3 separate regions of the Mus musculus genome follow, and all the other regions are linked to region 1. Evidence: chromatin loops called from intact Hi-C (ENCODE). Cell type or tissue: heart. All regions are shown on one strand.

Region 1 (8,000 bases):
TAGACTCTGTGAAGAGTTCATTCCGATGCCCCGCAGTGGTGGTGCACGCCTTTAATCCCAGCACTTGGAAGGCTGAGGCAGGCGGATTTCTGAGTTCAAGGCCAGCCTGGTCTACAGAGAGAGTTCCAGGACAGCCAGGGCTACACAGAGAAACCCGAAAAAAAAAAAAAACAAAAAACAAAACAAACAAAAACAAGAATTCATTCTGGATAGTCCTTAAGCTCCTGTCTCTGGGCATTAGAGCCGTCAGAGTGTGGCTGGAGCCTAGTGAGTGAGATCCTCTGGAGGTGATTCTAAGTTGCAGCCTCTCTCTAGGATGAGGATTCTTAATCAGGATCAGGTTAGAAGGCAAACAGTCTTCATGAGAGACAGATGGGGTAAAGATTCTCTTGGAGCTGAGCAGGGAACAAGCGCGCATACCCTGGACACACCTGGAGGCCTCCTGAGGCCCCACCCACTATCTCAGCCGCTCTTTGTTGAAGCAGGGAGGGATCGAGGGCTTTGCCTCTCTGGCCTCTGGAGCCACAGGGACAACTGTCAGCCTAAAGGTAAACTCAAATTACACTTGACTGGGTCCCTGTAGACCTTTGGTGCCACAAGGCACACTTGGGTGTGGAGGAGGAAGAGAGGGTATTTTTGGTTAAGCATCTGAGCCGAATGTTTGCGGAACACACGGCTCATGTTGGTAGAGTGTGCTGCATCCTAATTGCTAGAGGCCGGACCTTGTGGCTGACCTGTTACCCGGGACGGAAAAGCCAGAACCGAGCATGGATTGTTAGGTTTGCTTTCGTTTGGTTTCAAGATAAGGCCTTTCTGTGTAGGACTAGCTGCCCTGGAACTCACTCCATAGACCATGCTGGCCTCAAACTCAGAGCTCCACCTGCCTCAGCCTCCAGAACGCTAAGATTAAAGACATGCGGCACCACTGCCAGGCTCCAGAAATTTGTTTTTTAATGAGGCAATTTTGTGGTGGTGGTGGTGGTGGTAGTGGCGGCTCCTGAGCGTGGATTATATGTGTTTGCACCACTGAAAGTAAAAGGTTCTGGTCGGGGGTTGGGGGGGGGGTATAGGGGACTTTTGGGATAGTGTTTAAAATGTGAATGAAGAAAATATCCAAAAAAGAAAAAAGAAAGAGAGAGAGAGAGAGAGAGAGAGAGAGAGAGAGAGAGAAAGGAAGGAAGAAAGGAAGAAAGAAAGGAAGAAAGAAAGGAAGAAAGAAAGAAAGAAAGAAAGAAAGAAAAAGGTTCTTTATGTACAAGTACAGATCAGTCATCGATTGTGGGTGTGGCTGCGCAGGGTGGGTGTGGCTGCGCAGGGAGGGTGTGGCTACGCAGGCTGGGGGTGAGAAGTACAACGGGAAGCTAGAAGTCAGAGGACAATGCACAGGAGTCAGTTCTCTTCCACCATGTGGATCCTGGGGAATCAAACTCAGGCCCTGAAGCATGGCAGCATGCGCCTGCACCCTCTGACCCATCTTATGGAAAACAGTTCTGAGACAGCTGTAAATGGTCTGCGGATCAGCTGCTTGGCAGGTGGCAACTGGAACAAGACCTTTCTCTCCAAGACACAGCAGGAGGCTCAGAGCAGTTTCTACCTCTGCAGAGCTTGGGTCGGATGTTGTCTCTTACCTGGCAGGGCAGATGCTGGGGCTGCAGACGCAGGATGGAGTCGGATAGCAACCTAATCTCAAAGCATAGGGAACAGCAAAAGGGAACGGTGGGCCATGGGGTGGCCCACAGTCTCTGATTGTCACAGCCAGGTCTCACCATACTGCCTTCCATTTCTCCAAGATGGACTTTGCTTAGGCCAGGAACTGCCAAGTGGCCCAGAGGAAGGATGCATGGATAGGCAAGTTAGAGAAGGACTAGAGGTGTTGCTCAGTCCATAGAGTGTCTGCCTGGTATGCACAAAGCTCTAGGTTCAGTTCCCAGCACCACACAAACGAAGTGTGCTGGCCTGTGCCTGTAATCCCAGCAACTTGGGAGGTAGAGGCAGGAGGATTGGAAGGTTAAGGTCATCTTTTGTTACATAGTGAATTTGAGGCTAGCCTGTGCTGTATGAGACTTTTGGGAGGGAGGGCAAGGAAAAGAAAAGAAACTCTAATGGGGATGATGGAATATATAGCTCATGAATATGTGGACAGGTAACGCTGGTATAAGCTGAGATTGTCCACAGAAGTGGCTGTTAGTATAGATGCTAAAACACAGGAAAGAGAACATTAAGTCTAAATGGCTCAGAGCCACTTGACAACAAACCTCAAAATACTTCCCTGAAATGCTGAGATGCTGGGTGTGTGGAGACATAGCCAACACTCCAGGAATGGAAACAATGGAGGGGATTGCAGATTGCGAGTCATCTCACCAGCAGTACCCTACTGACCCTGTGCAGCCTCAGTGGCTTCTCGACAGACAGGTAGAAATCTGGTGTTGCCATGCCTTGTCCAGGTCACTAAAGCCCTCTTGGCAAATGTGTGACTCCGTGGCCTGTGTAACCTGGGTAGTACCTGCAGCGCTTCGCTCTGGATCTGGGCTGAGAAAACCTGCCTGGGAGTGGATTTCAGTGCTGTGTTGTAAAGCAGCCTTCTCTTCCCTCCATCCTGACCTGCTCCCGAGTCTGTGGGTCAGTGGAGCGCCACTGAACTGCACAGAGCTGTGAGCAATGCATCACAGGGGATTTAACTTATCTGAACACATCACTTGTGAAAGGGCTTTTTGTAAACCCTTTATCTGGGTCAAGGATGCTGAATCACTGTTAAAGAAAGCACAAGGAGGCTCTTCACAGATAGGGGAACAAGACTCGGCTGCTGCAGACTCCGGCGTCTGTGACCAGGCTTGAATGGCTCCACAAGCCCTGGCCTCATTCTGCAGCTTTCAGTGTGGGGGATGAAAGGCAATTCGGAGCTGGAAAGAGTCCTGTCCTGGAGTCGCTAGCTGTCAGTGCTAATGAGCTGTCTGCAGACCTCTGCCAGGCTCAGAGGGAGCCTTTCATGTACTCCACCTGTGTTAGCAGCCGCCATATAAGGAGGATTTGTTGCCCTAAAGAATTACAAATGCCCCTTTTGCTTTGAGACTCTCCAGGGTAAGAGGGGTTCATAAAGGTGGCAGAAGAGACAAAATGAGACTATCCATTCCCAAGAGTTAGGCTGGCTTCCCTGGCCAAGGCCAGAAGGTGGCGCTGTGGTTCAACTACTTGAGACGCTTTCACGTTTGTGTTTCAGTGCCGTAAAACATGCATAACGGACGTTTTAATTATTTTTAAGTTTATTGTTCAGTGTCATTTACTAATTCATATAACTGTGCAGCCACGGCTCAAATATCTCTAGAACTTTATGAAGTTGTGTGTGAGTCTGTTGGTTGCTTGTTTGAGACAGGGTTTCCCTGTATAGCCCGGGCTGTCCGGGAACTCAACTCACAGGCTGTCTCCCACTCCTCCCATAAAACAGTGTTGGCAAATCTGCTGCTCCTCCAGCGCCAGCAGCAGTGCCTTTCTTGGCTATGCTGTTAGGTTATAGGTAAAACTGAATTTTCCTTCCCCTCCTCCCCCATCCCTTTCTCCCGCTCTGGTCCATAGGTTTATTTGCTTCACATGACAAACGGTTGTGAACCACCATGCGGTTGCTAGGATTTAAACTCATGAGCTCCGGAAGAGCAATCAGTTCTTTTAACCACTGAGCCATCTCACCAGTCCATAAAGCTGAATTTTCAACATGCGTCCAAGCCTGCAGATGGTTCCACTTAAGATTGCCATGGGAGAGCAGTATTTTATTGTTGTTTTTATCTTGTGTGTGTGAGTGTTTTGCCTGCACATATGTCTAAGCACCACAAGAGAGCTCTATCCTCAGGGGACAGAAGAGGACAAAAGATCCCATGGGACTAGAATTTCAGACAATTAAGAGCCTGTGGTGGTTTGAATAAGAACAGCTCTTGTAGGCTCATCTATTTGAATGCTTAGTCACCAGGAAATGGCACTGTTTGGAAGGATAAGAAGGTGTGGCTTTGTTAGAGGAAGTGTGTCACTGGGAGAGGGCTTGGATGTTTCAAAAGCCCAAGCCAGGCCCAATGGCTTCCTGCTGTCTGCAGATCTTGAAGTCAAACTCTCAGCTATCCTGTTTGCCTGTGTGCCACCATGCTCCCCACGTGAAGATAATGGACTAAACCTCTAAAACTGTAAGCAAGCCCCACTTAAATGCTTTCTTTTCATAAGAGTTATGGGGTCATGGGGTCTTTTCACAGCAATAGAACACAAGAGACATAAGACAGAGCCATATTGTGGGTACTGGGAATTGAACTCTAAGTCCTCTGGAAGAGCAGTCAGTGCTCTTAACTGCTGAGCCATCTCTCCAGCCCCAGTATTTTTATTTTTAATGAATACATAATTGTACAAGTATGTAAAGATAAAGCCACAATCTCAGATAGTTAATATTTCGTTGTATTTGGAACTTTAAAAATACTGTTTTGAAATACTCAAATTACATGCACGTGCACACACACACACACACACACACACAAACACAGTGCCATTTGACATCAGAGGTTACCCGCTTATCCATCCACTCTACCCATGAACCATCTCTGTCTCTGCCCCACTCCTCCTTCGGTGCCTGGCTTGTTTCATGTAATGCCTTCTAGTTCTACCCACTTTGCCTTAAATGATAGAATCCGGATCTTTTTATGGCTGAAGGATACTGTTATGCGTGAATGCTACACAGTATCTTTATCCGTAGAACCCAACCGTGATGCATTCCTAGCTTCATCCTGTCTCATCTATTGCCAGTACTGCTTCCATGGGTTTAAGTGGAGCTGTTTCTTCTACATCCTCAGTGAACGAGTCTCCCCAGGGACTGCTCACCTCTATAAGCTTGCCACCTCAGGCATTTGTCACAACTGTAGAAAGCCAGGGCACTGATTTCGTCGCCTTAGATATCTGCACAGAGGCACTTCTGCTCTGCTTTCCTACAGAGCCCACAGTGTCCGTTCTCTGTGGTCCTGTACTAGTTTACACGACCACGTTGTAAAGCCTTCACCTCACCCGTGATCATCCTAAGTGGAGAGAGATAACTTAGGGTGGGTTTTTTGTTGTCCTGGATATGATCAGTACATAGCATTTTGTCAGATACCTACCTGTTGGCCTTTTAAAATATTGTCTGTTAGCATTTTGTCTAAGTTCTGCCCCACAGTTACCTGGCAACAGTCAGGCCCAGGCGTGCCTGACTCACTATAAAAGGGCTGCTTGCCCCCTCTGCTCTCTCTTGCTCTTGCCTTCTTGATCCTGCTCTGTCCTCTGACCCCTCCCCCCACTCTCCTCGTGCTCATGGCCGGCCTTTACTCCTCTATTCCTCCCCCCTACCCCCACTCCAGCCCCCTTCTCTGTCTCTACTACCCTCTTGACTCCCCTCCCCATGCCCTGCATAAACTCTATACTATACAGTCCTTGTGGCTGGTCCCTCCGGGGGAAGGGATGTCTCTGCATGCGCCAAAACATATCCCCTGTCTCCTTTTCTTCTTATAAACACATCATCTGTTGACAAATGTCCATTCAGGTCATTGGTCCATTTTTAAAATCAAATTGCTCGGCTCTTTTGTTTTTGCTGTTTTTCTGGGATTAAAGGCGTGTACCACCACCGCTCAGCTTGAGTCGGTTTTCTAACAAGGTGCACATCTATTTCCTTCTGTGTGTGGGTAGCTCGTTTCCCCAGCACAGTTAATTGAAGAGATTTCCCCTCCTCTAATGTATGCTCCTTCAGACTGGCACAAAACTGGGCTGAAAACATGTGGAGCTGTTTCTACCCTGACCCTTTGGCTGAAGTGTGACTTGTAGTTTGTTTTGAAGAGGGACACTGTAATGCCTCCACGTCTCTTCCCTTTGCTGAGAATTACTTTGATTGGTCTGAATCTTCTGTCATTCCACATAAATTCTAAGAATGTTCTTTCTGTTTCTGTGGTATTTTGGTAGCAGTTGCCTAGAGTCCATCAGTGCAAGGACATCTTGTTTTTCATTGATTTTTTTTTTTTAGGTTAGCATATGGTACCATGGATTTCATCGTAGTCTCTTCATATGTCTGAGTCATTATATTTAGTGTTCTTTTGTTCCCAACTCCCGTGTCCCTCTCCACACTACAGCTGATTTCCTTTCTTACCCCATTAGTTTCTCCTCCTGCTTTCGTTCCTTTCTTTAATTAAAAAAAATATTTATTTATTAATTTTACGTCTGTGAGTACACTGTTACGGTCTTCAGACACACCAGAAGAGGGCATCATATTTCATTACAGATGTTCATGAGCCACTATGTGGTTGCTGGGAATTGAACTCAGGACCTCTAGAAAAGCAGTCAGTGCTCTTAACCGCTGAGCCATCTCTCTAGCCCTTCTTTCTGCTTTCTTATCACAGGTATTTCATGTATCCTCTCCATCCCTATTCCCCACCTCACTTAAGTTCTTTTCCTGGCAAGATGGCTTCAGCAGTTAAGAGTACTGACTGCTCTTTGAGAGGACCCCAGGTTGGATCTCCAGCACACACATGGTAACTCATAACCTTCTAGAACTCCAGTCTCAAGGAGACCCAACACTTCATCTGGCCTCCATGGATACTGCATGCTTGTGATGCACAGACATACACACAGGCAAAACACTTAAGCACATAAAAATATAACATAGCTCAAATCAGCCCCCAATTCTTTAAAAGATCTCTTCCTCTCATTTTGTAATCCTCTTTCAAGTTTTGTGACCTATACACACACATGCTTACTCACACCCATGTACAACATACACACATACCAACACCAATACGTATAACTGTAAATCTAGAGTCTATGCAGAAAAGAAAATGCCATCTATCCTTCTGAGTCTGGCTTGTTTCTCTGAAAACAGTGATGCCCATTTCCATCCATTTTCCAGCAGATGCTATGATTAGAATTTCCTTTATGGGTACATAACATCCCACTGTGTGTAAGTACCATGATTTTTGGTTTCATTTCCTTACTATTGTGAGCAGTGCAGCAGGTAACATGGATGTTCAAGTATCTCTGAGCTGTGCCAACTTAAGAGTCCTCTGGGCACAGATGCGTCCTGTGGTCCTATTTTCGACTTTTTGAGGAATCTCCATCTATCTCCACAATGGCTGCACAAGCTTATGTGCCCCCAGCAGGCAATCAGGGCTCCTCCTCCCCGTGTCCTCCTCGGTATGTGTTGTCATTTGATATTTCAGTCATTCTGACTGGGGTGGGATGGACTCTGAGAGCAGGCTCAGTTTTCATTTCCCTGATGGCTGAGGGCGCTGGACACTTTAAAAAGTATCTATTGACCATTGCTCGTTCTTCTCTTGAGAGCTGTCTCCTTAGCTCACCGGTTCATTTATTGACCAGATGGTTCTGTTTCACTTTTACAGCTTTTTACGTATCCCAGATATTAATTCCTTGTCTGATGCATAGTTGGAAAAGGTTTTCTCCCATTCTGTGGGCTCTCTCTTCTGGAAGTTTCCTTTACTATGTGAAATCCTTTTAGTCTCATAAATACTGTGTGTTAACTGTTGACACTGCTTTTTTTCCTATACAGTCCCTTTCAGACCATCCTGGCCATTGCCTATGTCTTTAAGTATTTCCCAATCCTATTCCTCTAGCTATTTTCAACATCCTGGGTCTTACATTAAGGTCTTTGATCAGTTGTGAATGGATTTGTGTGCAAGGTGAGAGATCCATGTGTCTTAGTTAGGATTTAATTGCTGTGAACAGACACCGTGACCACAGCAACTCTTTAATTTAATTATCATTTAATTGGTGCTGGTTTACAGTTTCAGAGGTTCAGTCCATTACTGTCATGGCAGGAAGCATAACAGCGTGCAGGCAGACATGGTTCTGGAGAAGCCCAGAGTTCTACATATTGATCTGCACCTAGCAGGTGACTGTATCACTGGATATAGATTGAGCGTATATGACCTCAAAGTCCGCCTCCCCAGTGACACACTTCCTCTAACAAGGCCACACCTCTTCCAATACAACCACACCTC
Region 2 (8,000 bases), 140 kb after region 1:
AAATTACACACACACACCCAATTTAGATGAATAGAGAAATAAACATAAACACTAAAATAATAGAATAAAACCCAAGAATATAAAAATTATCAATAATAGTAAAATATTGTTATTAATTAAGGGACTAGTGAGGTGGCTCAGTGGGTGGAAGTGATTGGTGGTCAATCTGGGCCAACTGAATTGGTCCTCTGAATTTACATAAATACAGGAGAGAATGGACCCCCAAAAGTTGTCCTCTGACCTATACACACATACACACACTCATGCACACACTATGATATGCTCCTAACACATACTTACACAATAATAATACACAAAAGTAAATTTAAAATAAAATAAATTGCCATTAGGTAAAATAGACAAATCTCTGAAGAAAGGCAAAACAAAAAAACCTCAGGATTGAAATATGGTAAAGTCTGTCTATTATATAGTTTCGAAACTTTAATTAAATAGACTTTATAGAACTATATAAGTTATATTGACCCCAGGAAGAAGAATCAGAAAGTTTGTATGTGACAGTGATTATTAAAATAATCTGATGGCCAGTCAAATGTCTTCAAGAAAGGAAAAAAAATTTATATATACTTACCCCAAGACAGGGTTTCTCTGTGTAACCCTGGCTATCTCAGAACTCGCTCTAGAGGCCAAGCTGGCCTTGAACTCAGAGATTTGCTGCATGTGGCTGACAACTACCTGTGACTCAATTCCAAGGGTTATAACCACCTCTTTTGGCCTCCATAGGCACCAGGCATACATATAGCATAAAAAATCTTCAGAAAAAAAAATATATATGGGGATGGAGAGATGGTTCAGTGGTTAGAAGCACTGACTGCTCTTCCAGAAGTCCTGAGTTCAATTCCCAGCAACCACATGGTGGCTTACAACCATCTGCAATGGGATCTGATGCCCTCTTCTGGCATGTCTGAAGATAGCTACAGTGTACTCATATGCATAAAATAAACTAAATAAAAAAAAACATATTCAACAAATCTAAACTAGAAAACTTAACTTGATATTTGATATTTGATAACTCTGTAGCTCCTGGTGAAAGTGCAAACACACTTGATGAAAATCAGGATACACACACTCCCTTACACACACTCCCTCCTGCTACCTGTTAGCTCTTGGGTTCCACACAGGTCAGGACACACAGGTCCTGACCCCAAATTCCAGCTTCTGGAGACAAAGAGGAAAGGGGATAGATCGAGCAGAGATCTTGCAGGTGAGAACTTTATAGTAAGGGACTCCTGAAGGCTATCGACAGTGTGGGGCACTGAAGAGAGAGACTCCTTTCCCACCAAACAAAGCAAGATGTCCATTCTTAAAGGCTTCCAAGGGTAAAGTGGGCCGAAGGCTTAGCTGATTGGTGGCCTACTCTATTGTACTTGCAATCACCTTACCTCTGATTCCCCAGGGGCAGGGGTACACATAATAAATAAATACATCTTAAAAAAAAAAAAAAAGGAATGTCAGTTGTGTCCATGAGGAAGGGTGGGCTTGGAAGGCAGAGCAGGTAGGGGTGGGGGTCACCACTTTCTACCAGGGTGGATTTTAAGTGTCACTAGTCTTTGGTTATCATCCTTTCCTTTGAAATGTGGGATGGGTTTCCCGCCCACTGAGTGTGGCTAGACTTGGTGACTCACTAAGGAGTAGAAAGATGTGTGTGACTTTGGAAGCTATGTCATAAAAGGAACTGCAGCTTCCTGCTTGCTTTCGCCTATACACTTATCTTGGATCAGGGAAGCCAGCTACCCAAGTCGTGAGAACTTGGGGCAGCCTGGTGGAGGGCTACTGGGGAGAAAATAGAGGGGCTTCTAGCCAACTGCCTTGTGTGCACCTTCTTTGAAATACACTTCCTATAGACCTCAGATGTGTCTCAGTCCTCTTAAGCCGCTGAAAAGATGCCACAGCCCCAATGGCTGAACAGCACACACTTCTCAGAGCTCAGGAGGTGGAAGGTCTGGGATTGAGTGCTGCTGGATCCCATGTCTGATGAGGACCCGTTTTCTGATGTGGCCTGGGGGGAAGTGATCTCTTCCTGTCCTTCTGAGGGCTTTAAACCCATCACATGGCTCATTCCCATGATGCCATCTACACCTAAATACTTCCCAAAGGTCTTACTTCCAAACACCACCATGCTTCAGATTAGATCTTCAATCCCCCACTCCAGGGGTGGGGTTGTGTGTGGGAGGATTCGATCTGTAGAGGATAATTGACATATCATGAACAACTTTTACCTGTGGGAGAGAAGCTAGACTGACTCCAGAATCTTGACCCCAAGAACCTACGGGGTAGTAAATGTGACTCTAAGCTGTTAAATGTTGGAGGCCATGTTTTGTGCAGCAGTGGGTAACTGAAATATTCTAGTAGCAGGAAGCATTTGTGAACCCCAAGAGACCAATCAGGAATCCATCTGATGCACGAGGGTCTTTATTCACAAGCTCCGGTTTAAGCTTAACTCACCACCAATCCACAGGATGGTTCTGGTGGAGAAAAACCCCATGAACACTCATTGGGACAGGCTTCATAGAAAATGGCAAGGGATGGGGTGAGTGTTTCTAGCCCGGCAAGCATCTAATTGGGGTGGTACTGTGGCCTTTAGTATAATTAGCTGGTGCTGGGAGACAAACCATAAACTTAACTTCTGCTTTTCTCCTGATTGGTTGTTGTTAGGCAGGGGTGGGCGTATAACCTGGGGGTACAGATTTGTTAGGGGAGACCGGTGCTAGATGCAGATATTTGGGAGGGGGGGTAACCTGGAAACTGGTGCTAGACACTGGATTGTGGGGGTTCAGGGGGGTGTAACCTGGAAACTGGCAATAGGAACCGGCCTGTTCAAACTTGGATCAGGTTCTCTAAGATAGAGTCTCAGTCCAAAAAGATTTGGTCTCACAATACGACTTCATACCTCTATAAAGAACTTCAGACTTTTTTAAAAGATAAAATGAGCAAACATGAGAAATGCTTTAAACCTGAGACATGCATATTTTTGTAGAGGAATTTTAATCCAGCAACATGGTTGCTGGAATACAGACATGCCCTTAGTACACACCTTTAACTCCCTAACGATGTAGGTTAACGTTACTTTCTAGAAGGAAGCAGCCATATTGGATAATGATGTCTAATTGAGGAACAAAGTGATGAATCAGGGAAAGATTTGACAGAATGAATCAGAGATAGGATATGCCCAACTTTCAGGAGAACAGGACAGGAAAGAGAATCTATTTAAGAGCAGTTCAGGGAGAGAGAGTGGGGGCAGTTCTGTCCAGTCAGTTGGGAGTTGGTGTAGTGAGTGCAATGCAGTGGAGTTGAGTTCAACCGTTCTTGCAGTTCAGTGCAGGTCAGCAGAGGCAGTTGAAGCCAGAGGATAAAAAGGAGCCAGAAGATTAGAACAAATTGCCAGTTAGTTTGAGGCCAAACAGAGAAATTCAGTGAGAAGCTGAGAGAAGCAAGATTGAATCAGTCAGCTTGGAGAGAAGTTTGAGCCAGAGCAGCTGAGTTGAACCAGCCAGCCAGAGTTCAGAAAGAACTAGAAAGGGTGAGCTTATTCAGCAGTAAGCCTCGGAGATGACAAGTACATCTGGTGAATATAAGTTGTATTTATGGGCTGGTGAGTTGGCTCAGTGGTTAAGAGCACCAGTTGCTCTTCCAGAGGTCCTGAGTTCAATTCCAAGCAACCACATTGTGGCTTACAGACATCTATGAGGGGATCTGATGCCCTCTTCTGGCCTGCAGATGTATATGCAGCAGAGCACTCACATAAAAATTTTTTTTTAAAAAAAAAGCCAAAAAAAGTTACATTTACATATTTTATTAGACTTTCGTTGCTGTGACAAAATACCAGAGCTAACCAACTTAAAACAAGAAAGATGCATTTTGACTTAAGGTTTCAAAGGTTTTGGTTCAAGGTCCTTTGCTCTCATTGTTTTGGGCCTGAACTGGGGGTGTATCTCATTGTGGGAGCTGTGTAGCATAGATGTTTATCTTCTAGTGGGCAGGGAAGAGAGAGGTGGAGGGAAGCTAGGGACAAACTATACTCTTCAAAGACACAGTCTAGGTGACCTTCCTCTAATCGGGGCCCACCATTAAAGGGCATATTGGGGTATGAGCTTGTCTGTGGGTTAGCACCACAGTGACTGGACCGTGAGGGCTCATTGGATGATGTATTCATGTGGCTAGAGTCCCGGAGAGACAATCACACCCACCTCTGAAGTTTGTTACTGAATGTTCCTAGGATCTAATCTCTGCTGTATGTTGGGGGGGGGGGGTGCTACATTTTATACCCAACCCACAATACCATACCAAACCACATACCATAAAGTAACAGTTAACCATTTGAGGGGTGTCTTACTTAGGGTTTCATTGCTGTGAAGACACACCATGACCATGGCAACTCTTATAAAAACAATTAGTTAAGGCTGGATTACCATTTAGAAGTGTAACAAAGTTCTACTAGTCAGCATTTCCAGATGGTTAATGTGTTACTATTCATATTTTTAAAAAATCTCTCCCCAAATGTGTCCACTATCCAAAATTCAGGAAGTAAAATACAAAGAAAATAAATATGCTTTATGGGTTCCACCATAATTGACATTTTTTGTGTACCTACTCCTAAACTCTTCTTCAATATACATGTAGGCATACTGTGTACACATATACTTCCTCTCTGTCTTTTTTTTTTCTTTCTGAGAATCTGACCATGTACCTGAGGCTAGCCTAAAACTCATGATCCTCTACTCCTTCCTGCTAAGATTGCAGTTATATGCCAATACATCCAACAACTCTTCACACTTTATAAATCCATCCTGTATTTTTGGGGAAGGGTCTCACTTTGTGGATCAGGTTGGCCTAGGTCTCGCTATGTGGGTCAAGTTGATCTCAAAATTATGGTCCTCCAGCATCAGCCTCCCAAGTGCTGAGATTTTAAAGCACACACCACAACACCCAGTTTCATCTTGCTTTTCTCAGGATACTTTGTTTGTTGTTATTGAGACAGAGTCTCCTGTAGCTTGGGCTAGCCTTGAACTTGCTTTTAGTTTAGGATGACCTTGAATTTTGGATCCTCCTGTTTCTAACTCCAGGTGCTAGAATTACAACTGTGTGCCACCACAGAGTATGCAGTGCTGATGATAAAATTCAGGACTTCATGCATGCTGGGCAAGCTCTTACCAACTGAGCTAGCCTTGGCTCCATTCTCATGATGCTATTAATAGGCCTCTATCCACATCAATATCATTCCAGACTAATGTTTCAGAAAATCTCTTGATTTAATATATTTAACAAGTCTCTTATTTTTTAACTTAAAAACATTTATTTGTGTGTATGTGTGTGGGTGAGGTGTGTGTGTTTGTATACGAATGTGGGTATCCAGGGAAGCCAGAAAAGACGACATATCCTCTGGAGCTAAAGTCACAGGCAGCTGTGGGTTGCCGAGTGTGGCCCAGGGAACTGAACTCTGGTTCTAAGCAAGAGCTTTCAGTGTTCTTAACACTGAACTATTTGTCCAGCCCCAGCCAATCCCTTGCTCAATGACTGTAATTTGTTTCCCGCTTTGTTAGTTTGGATTTTTAAAACTTTTTATTGATTCTTTGTGTTTCATATCATGCACCCCAGTCCATCCCATCTCCCCATTCCCTCATATCTGCCTTTCATCCTTGCAACCTCCCCCTCAAAGTAAAAATTACACAAACAACAACAGATCATAGAAAACATCTCAGTGTGGAAGCTGTAGTGTGTTACAGTGTGTCCCACAGTATACTCCTCGGTCCACACACCTTCACTTTCAGTTGTTCATCGCAATGAGTCATTGGTCTGGTTTGAGATCTCTGGCTTCTGGGACACCATCAGTATTGGATCCTCATCGAGACTCTTCCCAGTTATCCTGTTGTTGCCCTGTGTGATGGAGATCCTGCAGCTTTGGAACAGCAGGACTGGACCTTTCATATGTCCCAATCTTTTGCAGATGATACAGATTTGGGGTGGGCCGTCTCAGAGCTCTGGATCGGGACCTGGGTGGTAGCAGAGCTGATCCGTCCACCAGCTCTCCCTTATCAGCATTACCAGGGCAAGCACTCACTCTTCCTTCACAATGCTGCCATCAGCGGGAGGAAGGGTCAGTTCTCTCCCTCTCAAACCCTTAATGCTAGCTCACTCGAGCCTTTGCCATCAGAGCCAGCTACACTGTGTTGCCTAGGTCAGGTGCAGAGCCTGCTTTCCAGAGTGCTACACTTAGTGAGGGAACAGGGCTAGCTCTCCTCCTCTCATGCCCTCAGAGCCAGCTCTCTTGACTAGACCACCTACTAGAGGTGGCAAGAGGAGCACCACCCCACACCCATGCCAAGAGTGGGAGTGGGGGGGGCAGCTGTTCAGTCTCACCTGCACCCCCTTCACCAGGGCTAGCTCTACTGTGCTGCCCAGGTGAGGTGCAGGGCCCGCTCTCCTGAGTGTTGCAGTTGGCAGTTTGGCTTTTAAGAAACAGATATTGGAGATGGGTTGTTGTGGCAATCTCTAGGTTAGAATGGCAAGAAGCCCCAGAGGGTCTATGGAGGTGACTATAGCAAAGATTCCTAGCAGTGAGGGCTATGGATCCTGAAGAGGCCATTCCCTGTAGCCAGGCAAGACTCCTAGTGGAAGGATAAGGACAGCAGCTCACCCACAAAGCCTTCAACCCAAAATGTGTCCTGCCTACAAGACTTGCAGAGACAAAGAGAGATCAGAGTCTCAGGGAATGGCCAACCAATGACTGCCCTAAATTGAGACCCACCCCATGGGCAAGAACCAATCCCCAACACTATCAACGGTACTCTGTTATGCTTGTAGACAAGAACATAGCTGTCATCTGAGAGGATCCACTCAACCACCAATGGAAAGAGATGCAGAGACTCACACCCAAACAGTAGATGGAGCATGGGGACTCTTACAAAGGAGTTGGGAGAAAGAGGATAGGGACTCCATAAGAAGACAAATAGAGTCAACTAACTTGGTACCTAAAAAGCAAGCACAGGCTGGACCTAGAATGAATCCCTGCACGTATGTTGCAGATGAGCAGCTTGGTCTTCATGCGGGTCCCCCAAACAACTGGAGCAGGGGCTCTCCCTGAGTCTGTTGCCTACCTGTGAATCCCATATCCCTAAGTGGACAGCCTTCTTTGGCCTCAGTGGGAGATGATATGGGAGGGATAGGAGGATGGGATGGGGGAGGGTGATACCCAGAGAGGGGCTTCCCCTTCTAAGGGTAATGGGGAAGAACTTATATGAGGGGGTAAGGGGAGAGAGGAAGGGCTGATATTGGATTGTAAAGTGAATAAATAAATTTAATAATGATAATAAAAGAAACAAATATTGTTGCTCAACAGAGGAAAATGGACCTCTGTGTGTTCAATGTGAGCAATGCAATGAGACCCTGTCTGAAATATTAAAAGAAAAAAATCCACAAATAGTCTTAAGGAAAATTTTATACACACATATTTATCTTTGTATTGCTTACTGAAGTAAAGATGCCTGCTTCAGGGATGGCTCCGTTTTAATAACTTTTGAAACATACTGCCAGCCCCCCTCCCCTCTGGAAAAGCTGTACTGGTTCATACTTCCATTCCCCTCAGTAACTCAGACAACAAGACCCTTCAGACTCCCTTGACCAACATCTTCTCTGTGGCTTATTGTCTCCAGGAAGGGCCCTGCTTCCTGGAAACTAACAAACCCCCAAGTCCTCAACCACAAACAGACTTTTATTTATTTAATTTATGCATTTCATTTCTATGTGCAGAACTGGGGATGGTGACTGGCAAGCATTCTGCTACTGTGCTCTATTCCCAGACCAGCATACCTTTTAATTTATACCAACACCACATTTTAAAAAATAAATCAAGTGAATATAATGTGTTGTACTATATTTCAACATTGGATGGGTGTGTGTTGAGCTAATGTTATGTTCGTTTCTAGGCGTTCTAAGCCTCTTTCCCTTCGATGAGTGAACTGTTCTCTTATTCAGAAGCCATGGAT
Region 3 (8,000 bases), 210 kb after region 1:
GTTTCATCTTTGCTCTTTTTGGTTAGCACACAGGCCTTCCATTTGAGATGGAATTGGCTAATAGGAGCCCACCTTTCCTCATTCCTATAATTTTCCTGGTGTTCCCTTAATCTTCCCAAAGATTCTGATCACCCTAGCCCTTATGAATAGACACCCAGACTTCCTGAACCAGAATTTACAGCTGGGGAGTAGCTGTTTGTTTTATTTAGGGTTTTACTGCTGTGAGCAGACACTGTGACCAAGGCAATTCTTATAAAGGACAACATTTAATTGTGGCTGGCTTACAAGTTCAGAGATTCAGTCCATTATCATCAAGGTAGGAGCATGGTAGCATCCAGGCAGACAGGCATGGTGCAGGCAGAGCTGAGAGTTCTACATCTTCATCTGAAGGCTGCTAGCAGAATACTGACTTCCAGGTAGCTAGGAGGGTCTTAAAGCCCACACCCACAGTGACATACCTACTCCAACAAAGCCACTCCTACTCCAATATGGCCACACCTCCTAATAATGCCACTCCCTGGGCCAAGAATATTCAAACCACCACACACACCTTTAATCCTGGCATTTGGGAGGCAGAGACTAGCTGATCTCTGTGAGTTCAAGGCTAGCCTGGTTGGTCTACACAACAAGTTCCAGGCTAGCCAGGGTTACATAATGAGATCCTGTCAAAAGGAAAAAAAAAATCTATTAAAAATTTAAAACACCATTAGCTATATGCTATTGGCTGTAGTTGTACATTCGTTTTGCTGACTCGCACCTCCTAATTCTGCTGTATGGCTTCTTGTGTTTAGGTTTCATTTTCCCGGACCCTGTGGGAAAACTCTTCCTGAAGCCCTTGCTCCTCATGAAACTGAAAGGACTTCTTAACCGCCCTGTGGAAAGAGGAGAAGGACCTGCAGTACGGTATCCTGGAGTGCTAAAGCAGGGCACTAACGGGAAAAATGGCTTTATGGATGGTGAGCTGAACTCTGGAAAAATATGGAAACACCCTTCAAGCCCCAAGCAGACAATCTGTTACGTGATGGGTTTCAAAATACCAGCAGCAAATGTGTTTGATCTGGAAGAGGCTGTCAAGTCCTTCCATATTATTTGATTTGAACTGAAATATGAGTAATTGGGATTTGATATTTTTTGGTTAGTTACTGGAAGGGAAAATTTTGTAATTAAATTGCTTTAGAAGGCAATTATCCTGATTGTATGTTTGCATCTTGGGCAAAAACAGAAAAAGAGAATTAAAACCCTGAAAGTTAAACCCTCATACTTATTTTTTTGTACTTTTTTTTTGTAGAAATGCAACTACTTTTATAACTGGTAACTTACTGTATAAGGATGTTCCTCCAAGAGCTGCCCTGGCTTGGGGCTTCGTTTCTTTTCAGTGCTTACTTCCCTTGGATGTCTTACCTTAAAGAATACTGAATAACTTGCAGCAAGAAGTCACGCAAAGCAAGAAGAGGAATGTCCGAGTAGAGACATCAGAATGAGGACAGGAACACTGCAAATCCACGTTGAAGCAGATGTGCTGCCTCTAAGGAAAGGAAGTGATGGATGACCGTTGCTTCACGTCATAAGTGAAGGAGAGATAGTCTTTGCCGGAGCTACAGGTCCTTGAGAGGATGGCCTTTTTAACCTTGCAATAAAGTAGCAAGAACGCTGCTCTGTCTTTAAGCTCTACCTGCTGATGCAGCCGGGGCCTGAATGAGAGGGATGAGAGGCCCAGAAGGAAGCTGTGGCCACTAACATAGTAAATGCCCTCCTTTGGATCCAGTCAGTTCTCCAGGTAACTATGGACCTGGTCCGCCTCCCCTCAGCCCCTTCAGAAATCCATTTGCTTTAATATCTTGGGTTTCTGTCCCTAGTTACGTGGCTATGACCAAAGTACCCGAGAAAACTTAAAAGAATGAAAGAAAGGTCCATCATGTCTCGGCTCACAGTTCAGAGGAAGGCATCTCAGCAAGGAAGACCTGGGGGAGGGAATGGCTTGGTCTGCGGCTGCGCAGGAAGCAGAGCCAGGGACTTCCAGTACTCCATTCGCTTTCCCGGTTCCCTAAGACTACAGTCCGCTCCTCCCATTCAGGGTATTTCTTCCTCAGCGAATCCTCTCTGGGAACCAGCAGGCACATGGAAAAGGTGTGCCTCACTGTTGCGTTAGGTGTTTGCCGAACCCGGCATAGCCGGGTACTGGAAAGCTGAAGACAGCAAGTTGGAAACGAAGAGGTGACAGACATCGGAACAAATGCCAGAAAGGCATGCAGAAAAGCTGGGGTCGGGTGGGTTGCGTCACTTGGATGGAGGCCACGTCCTATGCAACTCGGGGACTCAGCAAGTTTATTATGGGTAGCAGAAGGAATAGGGGTTCAGAAGTCTCTATGGGAAGACTGGAGGGGAGCCATTTCAGGTTGTAGTCGCCCACGAGGAAGGAGCTGCCCTTGCTAGTTTTTGCACACACTGCCAACATTGGCACAGGAAGCCTTTGCCATTTCCCTGAACCTGACCCAGGGAAAGCTTTGCCACTGGGGCATCAGGGTCCTTGACACTGACGTGGCTGGACCCATGTCAACAATACTCATTTACTCAGGACTTCGTGGCTCCCCACAGGTGTTTGTTAGTCCAACCATGTTGACATTTAAAATGATCTACCGCAGGCAACAAGGGAGAGTTGCGTGTACCATAGGTGACAGTCATTTGTAACAAATCCTAAAAGTCCTTTGCGTGAAGGAGATAGATTATCTGACCAATTGGGAGTCTGGAGAAGTAGCCAGGCAGCATGAGGGTCACACTGGAGGTGGTAAGCTGAAGCTAGGGAGCTAGTTATAATTTCAGTGATACCTTTCCAAGGTGTGTGTCTGTGTGTCTGTCTGTATGCAATGGCTATGCGTACTGCAGGGGCCAAAGCCCTTGGAGCCCCTGGAACTAGTCATAAGTGGTTATGTAGCGGGCGGTGGTGGCGCACGCCTTTAATCCCAGCACTCTGGAGGCAGAGACAGGAGGATTTCTGAGTTCAAGGCCAGCCTGGTCTACAAAGTGAGTTCCAGGACTGCTAGGGCTACACAGAGAAACCCTGTCTCGAAAAACAAAACAAAACAAAACAACAAAAAAAAGTGGTTGTGTGCTGCTTGACATAGGTACTAGAAACTGAACTAAGGTTCTCTGGAAGAGCAAGCAGTAAGTTGAAGTTCTCTTAACTGCCGAGCCGTCTCTCCTGCCCTCTGTGACACTTTAATGCGGCATCTACACGTATGGACCATCACATGCTTTTGGTAGGTTGTCACCGGGCTTCAGTTTAACCTCTCTCAATGCTAGTTACTGTAGGGGTCTGCTGATGCAAACATTTGTTTTCTTGCAATAGGTTTCACTTTAGTTCAGGCTGGCCCAGACTTTAAGATGTTCTTGCTTCGGCTTCCCGAGTGCTGGGATTTCAGGCGTGCACTACTCTGCCGGACTCAGAGAATGTTTTTCATTTGTATTTTCTATCTGACCGAGCCCAGACGTTTCAGAGCCACCCTCCCCATCCTTCTCTGCCTACGATGTCTCTAGCAGTTCTTGTTTTGTTTTGTTTCTGAGACAGGGTTTCTCTGTGTAGCCTTGGCTTTCCTGGAACTCACTCCATAGACCAGGCTGGCCTAGACTCACAAGAGTTCCTCCTGCCTCTGCCCCGCACCACTAGGATGAAAGGCATGCACCACCACCTACAGGCCTTGTTTTGATCTTTTTATCCACACTTATTTGTTCTTTTTAAATTGGAAACTGCTTCTAAACAAGAGGGGGGGGGGGATAAGGTTTAGAAGTAGGAAGTATATATGTTAACTAACCATTTGTCGAACATATAGTGTGACATTAGAAATCAATGACTTTAGAATGGTAGAAGCAACAGCCAGGTGACTTGAGTATTTAGAGAATAGTGTAACTAAACATGCCATGGTCTCTGGGTGGGACGTTGAAAGTCAACCGTTCTGCGTAGGGGAACACATATCAGAGAGGACAGCTCATCCAAGTGCACGGATAGATTAGGGAATGAAGAATCATTTCCTACTGTATAGCTGGTAAAAGACATCACGTGGGCCATGTATTCCCAAAAAATATATGGGCAGAGGATTGCAAGGGTTGGAGGGGGTGGGGGTGGTGATGGGGGTGGGTCGTACACAATACATACAGGGATGCATCTCACAAGCAACGATGGTCATTTATTTCGTTATTTATTATACCCTTGCCTCTGTTCCATAGATCTAAGCAACCTGGGGGAGAAAAAAAAAAAAAAAAAAAAAAAAAGGCGGCGACACCTAGCAGCACGAAACCACGCCCTCTTACCCCCCCCCCCCGTCTCAGCCATGAAAAGCCCCGCCCTCCCGCGCACGCGCCTCAGCACGTTTCGCGGCCTCCGAACCAGCAGAGGGCGTAGAGAGCGCGCACCGCGCACGGCTGCTTCCGGGTCAAGGGTCAGACAGCCGCCTTTCCGTTTGCCATGGTGCAGCTCCGGCCCCGCTTGTCGCGTATTCCCGCGCCGGCTGAGGCGATGGTGGACGAGGACCAGGCGGCCTCGGAGGAGGAGGAGGCGGAGCACGGCCTGCTGCTCGCGCAGCCTAGCAGTGGCGCGGCCGCCGAGCCCCTGGACGAGGAGGAGGACGCGGACGACGAAGCCCCGGAGGAGCTGACTTTCGCCAGCGCCCAGGCGGAAGCCCGGGAGGAGGAGCTGCGCGTGCGCGCGAGTGCTCGCAGGTGCAGCGCCCGGGAATGTTGGCGCCTCGGGACTCCCCAGGCTCGGCCGGCGCTGACCCGACTCCTTTCCTTCCAGGGATAAAACGCTGTTGAAGGAGAAGAGGAAACGGCGCGAGGAGCTGTTCATCGAACAGAAGGTTGGACGCGGGACTTGTCGCTTATGTAAACTCGGCCGGGGCTAGAGTTCCCTTGCTAAAAGCTCCTTAAAGGATAGGGTACTGGAGAGGTGCAAGGGCCATTGGCGTTTCTTGGAGTCTGCCGTAATTCAAAGTAGGCGTGGAAGCACTGACACTCATCTATCCCTGACAGTAGGTCTTACAGGCTTCCAGAGGTGGTGAGGTTTGCTTGAGTTTTTAAAATTCTAGGCTGGAGCTAATGATTTCTTTTTTCGCACCCCAGAGATCTGATTTCGAGTGGCCATACCTAAATACCTTTCAGTTAGTAGCCGGGATACTTGAACGTTGAGCTACTTTGGGTAAAATGACAGGGAATGTATTGGGCTTTCTTTTCTTTTCTTTTTTTTTTTTTTTTTTTTTTTTTTCTTCCGAGACAGGGTTTCTCTGTATAGCCCTGGCTGTCCTGGAACTCACTTTGTAGACCAGGCTGGCCTCGAACTCAGAAATCCGCCTGCCTCTGCCTCCTGAGTGCTGGGATTAAAGGCGTGCGCCACCATGTCCGGCCTGTATTGGGCTTTCTAAATCCAGTCTTAATGTTGTCGGTTTAGAGGCAGCAGGGACGTATTCACAGATTGGCCCGAATTCAGGACTGTTCGAAATGAGTAACGTTAGAAGTTATCTCCAGGCATACCTGTACCTCACTTTAACTTGTCATCAAATGTCTTTATCCCCAAAGAAAAGAAAGCTGCTTCCAGATGCTGTATTAGAGCAGCTAACTACAGCTTCAGAGGCCGAGTAAGTATTGCAGTTTCTACGTGCATAAAGTCTGTAGACCCTAAGAAATTCTCCCCAAACTTAAAAGCTACACAGTGCTTTTGGAGTTCCTCAACTTTGTCTAGCAAGATAGATGGTAAGTAAGTGACTGAGAACATTTAGTGTTGCAGCAGGAACTTAAACCCAGACTTTCCTTTAGCTTGCTCTACCTGCCGCCACCCCTTTCTCTGTTCCTCATTTCGTTTAGCAGCCGTGTTGCCAGTGCTTCAAACCCAAAGCTTGAGTTTACGCCCTGCTGAATTCACTCCTTGGTACATTCTTTTTGTTTTTCTAGACAGGGTTTCAGTAGCCCTGACTGTCATGTAACTCTTGCTCTGTAGACCAGGCTGACCTCAAACACAGATTTGCCTGCCTCTGCCTCTTGGTGCTGGGATTAAAGGTGTGCACCACCACACCTGACCTTAGAACATTCTAACTTCTCAAGTCTTTTTTCTTTTAAATCAGAATAGTAGTTCCAAATTGTTGGTTACTTTCCATAATTATTCAGATCTTTAATCCATGAGGTATATAAGCAGATGTTTGTGCTTTTAGGTGAGGTCCTTCTCTTTCCTACCCGAGGTCAAGTGTGGACCCTTTCTTCTCGCTCCCTCCTCCATAACTTCCCATCTGTACAGGCCTCTGTGCTTTCTCTTCCAGGCAGTTTAGTCACTCCGTAGGTACCTGGAACTCATCCTTGGTCTCCAGGGTCCAAACTGTTGTCTAAATCTAGTTTCTCAATACTGTGAGACTAGCACCAGCCTTTACTTGATCTTTGGAATGCTAAGTTAACAGTTCTGAGTTTCTATTAACAGTGCTCAAATTTAAGTTCTGAGGACACTCCATACTAGTCAAATGACTGGGAGTTGTGGCAGCGCTGTGTGGCTCAGTGAGGAAAGATTAAGGGCAGGGGTCATGAAATCGAGAGAGGATCTTGGATACTTGTTTTGAGTACTCTCTATTGCCTGCCAGTCCCATCTTTCGTTTTTTTTTTTTTTCCTCCCGCAGCATAAAGAAATCACCAGAAAACGTAAAAGGTATGACTTGTCCTTGGTTAAGTAACTTCATGTAATGGTAAAGTGCACTTGCAGAAATTTTTGGTTATTTGTGGTCCTTAGGCCTGGCCAAAGTTGGCTTAAGCCTGTTTTCCACTATTTTCTTCAAAATAAAACCTGTACTCACATGATAGGTGGTCACCAAAGTGAGTAACTTCCATTAGGTGTTAATTTATATAAATACTACTTACAAAGTGGATCTTATTTTTTCAGTTAATTTGAAAAAGAAAAGTGAACAGCATGCAAAAGGAAGAAACTCCAAGAAAGTTAAAGTACAGAAAGTGCAGTCTGTCGGGTAATGAGTTTTGTTCCGTTTTCCCCGTGGGATGCAGTTTCCATGTAGTTGATAGTATTGGTTTACTTGTAGAAAAGTATCAGTTTTGATAGTAACAAAGTGAGATCATGTAGGCGTTAGGAGTCATAAAGTACAGTCCCTGCCTTGTTTCTGTGAGGCCCTGAGTTTGACACCACCCTAACCCCATCCACCTTAAGGACGGAAAAAGTTGGGTTAAGGATGTTGGCCAAGTGGTACAGTACGTACGTAGTGTATGGGAGCCACCTTGGGTTGACTGTCCCCAGCACCATACACTACAGAGTTATGCAGGAGAACAAGCATGTACCCTCTAATTTACGTTGACCTTTTGTATTAATCACCAGTCAGATTGAAAGCTACATGGCTGTAAGGCTTAAAGATGAAGATCTGAGAGATTCAAGGCAAGAGGCAGCCAAACACTTCATCCACAGTTGTTTATATGGTTCAGATTCCAAAAGGACTACTGGTAATTTTCTTATGGACTATGTCTGTCTCTCCCTTAGTTTCTCACAATGACAAAGCAGTGATGTGTGATTCTTCCCTTTAGTAAACAAGTTCCTGTCTCTGAACAACAAGAGGTCACCAGTGAAAAAGGCTGCAGCCCAGTTTCTGACTAGCACCTGGGGTAAGATAGCGCGTTCATCTGTTGGCTTTAGTAGTTTTTACAAATAAAAGGTTTTTGGAAGGAGGTGGGTCATGATTTTAAGTTGAAAGATCTACTTTATGTAAACTAGACGCTCAGACTTTGTTTCTTGGGTTTTGAATACCTGTTGACTGTTTTTACACCTGGAGCTTCTGTTCTCTTATAGGAGCTCAGAAACAACAAAATGCCAAGAGGTTTAAAAAACGGTGGATGGCCAAAAAGATGAAGAAGAAAACTTATAAGTGAATCAAAGTCAAGTGAAATGAAAAACCTGCATTTTGCATGCATAGTTTAAGATTACTGGGTGCAGAGAGGGTTCATTTCTCAAAATTTAGTCACTGATAAATCAT

The links. A loop is a pair of places that touch in the nucleus more often than their neighbours do. Peaks named below come from ENCODE experiments on the same cell type or tissue, not always from the same donor. Only the 100,000 strongest peaks of a DNase experiment are listed, where the experiment ranks them.
Region 2: a loop joins it to region 1, with 7 times the contacts of the local background. A loop is called at or near these places in 29 of 42 quality-filtered maps.
Region 3: it touches region 1 in a loop (4-fold over the local background); 18 of 42 quality-filtered maps call a loop at or near these places.

The regions. Positions count from the first base shown.
Region 1 is chr13:43,179,925-43,187,924 of GRCm38, forward strand. All of the region lies in intron 3 of Gm40929 (a long non-coding RNA gene), which reads left to right. Among named protein-coding and RNA genes, the nearest start is that of Gm40929, 12 kb to the left of the region's middle. In heart, a CTCF peak has its summit at 3,161 (motif pointing right); a DNase peak (open chromatin) is centred at 3,144; H3K4me3 peaks cover 1,141 bases; H3K27ac peaks cover 3,689 bases; H3K27me3 peaks cover 902 bases.
Region 2 is chr13:43,317,941-43,325,940 of GRCm38, forward strand. No RefSeq gene overlaps it. Among named protein-coding and RNA genes, the nearest start is that of Gm52047, 16 kb to the left of the region's middle. In heart, CTCF peaks have their summits at 918 (motif pointing left) and 3,727 (motif pointing left); no DNase peak of the experiment used is centred here.
Region 3 is chr13:43,393,946-43,401,945 of GRCm38, forward strand. It overlaps Sirt5 (sirtuin 5), which reads left to right. Exons shown (of 9, transcript NM_178848.3): 9 at 792-1,258. The coding sequence ends at 867. It overlaps Nol7 (nucleolar protein 7), which reads left to right and starts at 4,431. Exons shown (of 8, transcript NM_023554.2): 1 at 4,431-4,713; 2 at 4,790-4,850; 3 at 5,566-5,624; 4 at 6,648-6,676; 5 at 6,908-6,989; 6 at 7,352-7,473; 7 at 7,555-7,632; 8 at 7,817-8,000. The coding sequence starts at 4,460. The coding sequence ends at 7,896. In heart, a CTCF peak has its summit at 4,396 (motif pointing right); DNase peaks (open chromatin) are centred at 4,456 and 4,546; H3K4me3 peaks cover 1,873 bases; H3K27ac peaks cover 901 bases.